2 separate regions of the Homo sapiens genome follow, and region 1 is linked to region 2. Evidence: read pairs that join two places in POLR2A ChIA-PET (ENCODE). Cell type or tissue: endothelial cell of umbilical vein. All regions are shown on one strand. Region 1 overlaps UBE2Q2 (ubiquitin conjugating enzyme E2 Q2). Region 2 holds the start of MIR4313 (microRNA 4313).

What was found. Peaks named below come from ENCODE experiments on the same cell type or tissue, not always from the same donor. Only the 100,000 strongest peaks of a DNase experiment are listed, where the experiment ranks them.
Region 1: POLR2A ChIA-PET joins it to region 2 with 7 read pairs; 4 of 35 experiments call an interaction of 5 or more read pairs at or near these places.

What each region holds. Positions count from the first base shown.
Region 1 is chr15:75,877,887-75,880,386 of GRCh38, forward strand. It overlaps UBE2Q2 (ubiquitin conjugating enzyme E2 Q2), which reads left to right. Exons shown (of 13, transcript NM_173469.4): 7 at 75-135; 8 at 1,212-1,302. Among named protein-coding and RNA genes, the nearest start is that of FBXO22, 25 kb to the right of the region's middle. In endothelial cell of umbilical vein, no CTCF peak of the experiment used is centred here; no DNase peak of the experiment used is centred here.
Region 2 is chr15:75,760,014-75,762,513 of GRCh38, forward strand. MIR4313 (microRNA 4313) reads right to left here and starts at 2,302; the gene lies at 2,202-2,302. LOC101929408 (a long non-coding RNA gene) reads left to right here. Exons shown (of 4, transcript XR_932487.3): 2 at 2,010-2,116; 3 at 2,329-2,414. In endothelial cell of umbilical vein, no CTCF peak of the experiment used is centred here; no DNase peak of the experiment used is centred here.

The DNA of each region.
Region 1 (2,500 bases), 120 kb after region 2:
GTGTATACATTTATACCATAGTAATAGTTATATGATGAAATGAAGAGTAGCTAACATGCTCTATATCTTAACAGGGATTTATTCAGTGGAACTCATAAATGACAGTTTATATGACTGGCATGTTAAACTGCAGAAGTAAGTGGCTTTTTAATGCTCACCCACTCTTTGCAATGGTAGACTATCACAGTGGAGGTTATTTTCCTTCTAACTTGATACCTTTATACTATGGCTTTTACTTAGAACTTTAGACTTTGTTTCTATAGAAATAGTTCTTAGATTGTTTAAATGAGCTGTTGCTGAGGTCTAATAAGAAAGTGAGAAAGAGGAAGGACAGAAAGAGGGACCAGCTGCGGGATAAAGTGTTTTATGGAGTTAGAGCAGGGGAACTTAAAAACAAAAGTGTATTTAATAACTTCATGAGACTGTGATAACCAGTTTATATTTGAAATATATACAGCACTTTGGGAGACTGAGGTGAGAGGATCTCTTGAGCCCAGGAGTTTGAGACCAGCCTGGGCAACATAGCAAGACTTCATCTCTACAAAAAAAAAAAAATTAGCCAGGCATGGTGGAGTACACCTGTAGTCCCAGCTACTGGGGGTGGTGGGAGGCTGAGGCAGGAAGATCTTGCACTCCAGACATCAAGGCTGCAGTGAGTCACGATCGTATCACTATATTCCAGCCTGGGCAACAGAATGAGGCACCCGGTCTCTTAAAAAAAAAAAAAAAAAAAAAAAAAAAGTTGGGGGGAGGTGGGATTCAAATTAGACCTGTATATATAGGACAGTTGTAGACAAATACAGGTTTTTTTAGTGATTTAAGTTTTCATAGTTCTGACCATGGCAAACTTTTCTCCTTGAACCCTTTGGCTAATAATGTAAGTTTAATATGCTTTCCTAAACTTTTTTTGAGTTCTTGAGAAAATTATATTCATGTGACTATTTTCCTTTAGAGTGACTGCAAACTCTGAACTCCTTTACTAGATTAGATTTAGAGTATTATGGTCTCTTTTGGACATTTATTCCCAAGGAGCTGGAACCTATGGTGACCTCTATTTTTCCTGGTGATACAGAGCAGCTTTAGACCTTCTCTTTCTGGAACTTGCCCTAGGTGCTCTATTTTAGCTGTCATACTAGTTCATTTTTGAGTTTAGTTAAAAAAAAAAATCTCTAACTTTTTATTTGAACTGTTTTTTGTTTTGTAATTCTTAGGGTTGACCCTGATAGTCCTTTGCACAGTGATCTTCAGATCTTAAAAGAAAAAGAAGGCATAGAATATATTTTGCTTAACTTCTCTTTTAAGGTAAGAAAATAGTTACAGGACCCCATATACTTCCAGTGGGGTGCGTATATTTGTACAAGTGCTTTGGAAAACAATTTGGTAAAGTAGAAGATACTCATACCCTATGGTTCAGGAATCTCGTAGACATATTCTCCGTTAAGACGTGAGTACTTAGGCGTACCAGGAGACACAGGAATGTTCAGAGCAGCATCGTTTATAATAGCACCAAATAGAAAACCCAAGTGTTCATTCCAATAAAATGGAGAATTGTGGTGTTTATAAAGTGGTTTACAGCTATGTGGGACAAGATGGGTGGATCTTGAACACAGTTGTAAAAGAGACTGGACTCCAAAACCTATTTTGTACAATTCCCTTTATATACAGTTCAAAAATAGGTAAAACTAATGTTGATTAGGGCATGCATTCTTAGTGGAGGCAATATCACCTGCAGTGTAGTGAAAACTGATCTTTAGAGTGAAAACAATCTTAGCTATTAAAATGGTCTGCTGCCCTCCAAAGGGCCACAGAACATAAACAGATATACGATTTATCTATGGTGTTAAAATTCCATGGAGCAGGGGGGTAAAACTAGGAAGAAAACTTCTAAAAAGGCTTCTTAGGGGGGCAAAAATGAAAAGAAAACTGAGAAACACTTATTTATGGATTCATACGTGAGCAGTAAAACTGCCCAAAGAGGAAAACTGTCCAAGAACAAAGAGGTGATTACATACAGGTTAGGGTAAGGAGTCCATCTAGGTGGGAGGTAGGGAGGTGTGAACTGAAAGGTATATCTGCGCAGGCTTCTTGGATACTGGCTGGAATATATTTCTGGGCCAGGTTGATGGTTACATGAGCACATAATTTACAATAGCTTCTTAAGGTATATCTCTATATTTTATGTACTTTTCTGAATTTATGTGTTATATTTAATAAGGTTTTTTTTTGTTTGTTTGTTTGTTTTTTGAGACAGAGTCTTGCTCTGTTGCCCAGGCTGGAGTTCAGTGGCACAGTTTTGGCTCACTGCAACCTCTGCCTCCTAGGTTCAAGTGATTCTCCTGCCTCAGCCTCCTGAGTAGCTGGGATTACAGGTGCATGTCACCATGCCCGGCTAATTTTTTTATTTTTAGTAGAGACGGGGTTTCACCATGTTTGCCAGGTTGGTCTTGAATTCCTAACCTCAGGTGATCTGCCTGCCTCGGCCTCCCAAAGTGCTGGGATT
Region 2 (2,500 bases):
TAACAGGCCCCAACTCTGTCTCCAACCTCCTTCCCAGGGCAGTTGTGAGGATCAGATGAGGGAGAATATGTGTGAAAGCAAATTGTAAATTATTTTAAAATGCAATAAAAATATGATCCATGGAAAATTATTTAAAGATCCTTATTAAAATTATTAAAGATCCTTAGAATTTTAAATAAACAGTACATTAGGCCGGGCATTGTGGCTTAGGAGAGCGCTGGGTCAAATCAGTCCCCTCCAGCTACGCATTGCCTGGAGCTGCTCTCCAAGGACCCCTCAGCCACAGAAGGCGCTGGTCCTCCTACAGTGCTGCCCCACCCCCACCACCACAGCCTCCTGGGGGTGCAGTCAGGGGTGCCCTCCTTCAGGCTCTGCCCCTGCACCCACTCCTACACAACTACTCTCCCTGCCGGCAGCCCCAGAGACCAGATTGGTTTGGGCCTCTGCCTCCGCAGGCCCGAACCACCATCTCTTCTGCTCCCCAGAAAGCCAGCTCCCAGCACACAGGCAGCGTTCCCTCTTCATTCCTCAACACAGAGGGCCCCTCACAACCCTCTCAGCAGATGGTAGAGCTCCCCACGCATCCTCTTAAAGAGGCTTCACCGTTGATGGCCACAAGCCCCACCATGACCTCCTCCCAGGGAGTGAATTTTCTTACATGTCTCCCACCAGAGCAGGGACAAAATAAAACATAAAAGCAGCAGCTGTTAAATTATCAGCAACATTTCCTACTAGGATCAACTCACGGAGTGGGCAGTGTATTCCATTAGGTGGATCAGTGCAGGGGTTAGCAAGCGTTTTCTGTAAAGGGCCGGATGGGAACTCTTTAAGGCTCTGCAGGCCACTGGGTCTCTGTCACCACCTACTCAAACCCTCCCCTGTAGCAAGAAAGCAGCCCTAGCAACATGTCAACAGATAAGCGTGGCCACATTCCCAGAAACCTTTCTTTATGGACATGGAAGTTTGCATCTCACGTAATTCTCATGTGTCACAAGATACGACTCTACTTTCCATGTTTTCAACCATTTAAACATGTAAAAGCCATTCTTAGCGCGTGGGCCACACAAAAGCAGGCAGCAAGAAATTTGGCCTTTACACCAACAGCAGCTGACCCCTGGATGGAGCATTAGAGCTTGGGTGTGTGTCCCACTCCAGGGCTTCCAGGAGAGGGGATGCAGGCCGATGCCACCTCCACCCCTGTCGCTCTAGGGGAGAAGGCAGAGCTGGTGCTGTATGAAGTTTGGCTGCAGATCCTGGGCCAGCCCTACACCAAGGCCTTGGAGGACAAAACCAGCCTTGAGTTCTGGGCACTTCAGGGGCAACCGACAAGATGGGTGAAGTGGCGGGATGAAGTGGGGGGGCGGGGAAGAAGCCTCGGGAAGATGGGGGATGACTGGACAAGACTTTGGTAGAGCTGTGACCCTCTTCATCCTCTCCTGACCCCCCAGCTGACCCTCGTCCTCAGATCTCTGCAGAACTTTGACCAGTGGTGGTGGAGGAATTCCGGTGGGTCCAGGGTGGCCCTGGGTGACCCAGGGCTCAGACCTGGGTTCTGGGGTTGAAGGCAGGAGGCTGGAAGAGATGACCTCCCTTAGGCCCCCCAGGCTGCCCAGCCCCCTGAAGTGGGATGATCCTCCCACCAGGCTGGACCCACTGACCGTCAGAGTGGGTGCCACCTTCTTCAGGGCGGCATCAGCCCAGGCTCTCGTGTGGGTCTGCACACCCTGGGGGAGGCAGAGGGCCTCTTGGTAGACACGGTCATCTCAGACCTCGGTCAGTACCTCCTTCCCTCTGCAGGCCCCCTCCCTCTGTCCATCTGCCTCCTCCCTTGGGCTTGCTGCCTCTACATGCCCTGATCTGAAACCTGCCTCCCCTCCTCATGGAGCCCTCCAAGATGCTCCTAGCCCCAGCTCTCTGGTCCCGCAGCAACTTCTGGTGCCAGATTCTGCCTTCTCAGAAGTCTGGGAGGCAGGGCCCCACCTGGCCATAGCCTTCTTGGTCTGCTCTAGGCACTGCTAGCCTTGAAGCCTCCAGCCTGCTGGATGCCTCCATCCCCGGCTATGCTGTGGCTCTCCTCATTCTAGGCCTCCTGCTCGTCACATTCACCCTTGTCCTGGTGAGTGTCTGGCTGGGCCCAGGCTCCTTCCTGAGGGGCAGGCTGAGCCTTTGATGCCTTGAGCCTTGAGCCAAGCTGAGGAGTGAGCAGGCCCCTTTACACCCCTGATTCCCCCACCCAAGCCCAGCATCTCCTCATCCTCCAGCTGGGGCTGCAGGGTTTGGGGCCAGGGGGCTGGGCCTGATCCCAGTGTCCCCACCCTTCTTGTCAAGGTGCTAAAGTGGAGGGCCTCCCATGGGGTGTTCAGCCTGGGTGTGTAGAAGCACACAGTGTGGTACAGAGGACCCTCTCCAGACAGGTAAGTGGAGGGCGGTTCTCCCTGACCCCACCCCAATTGTTTGTTCTGGGTGGGGTCCACCGCGCCCCCTGCCAAGGCCTTCTGCA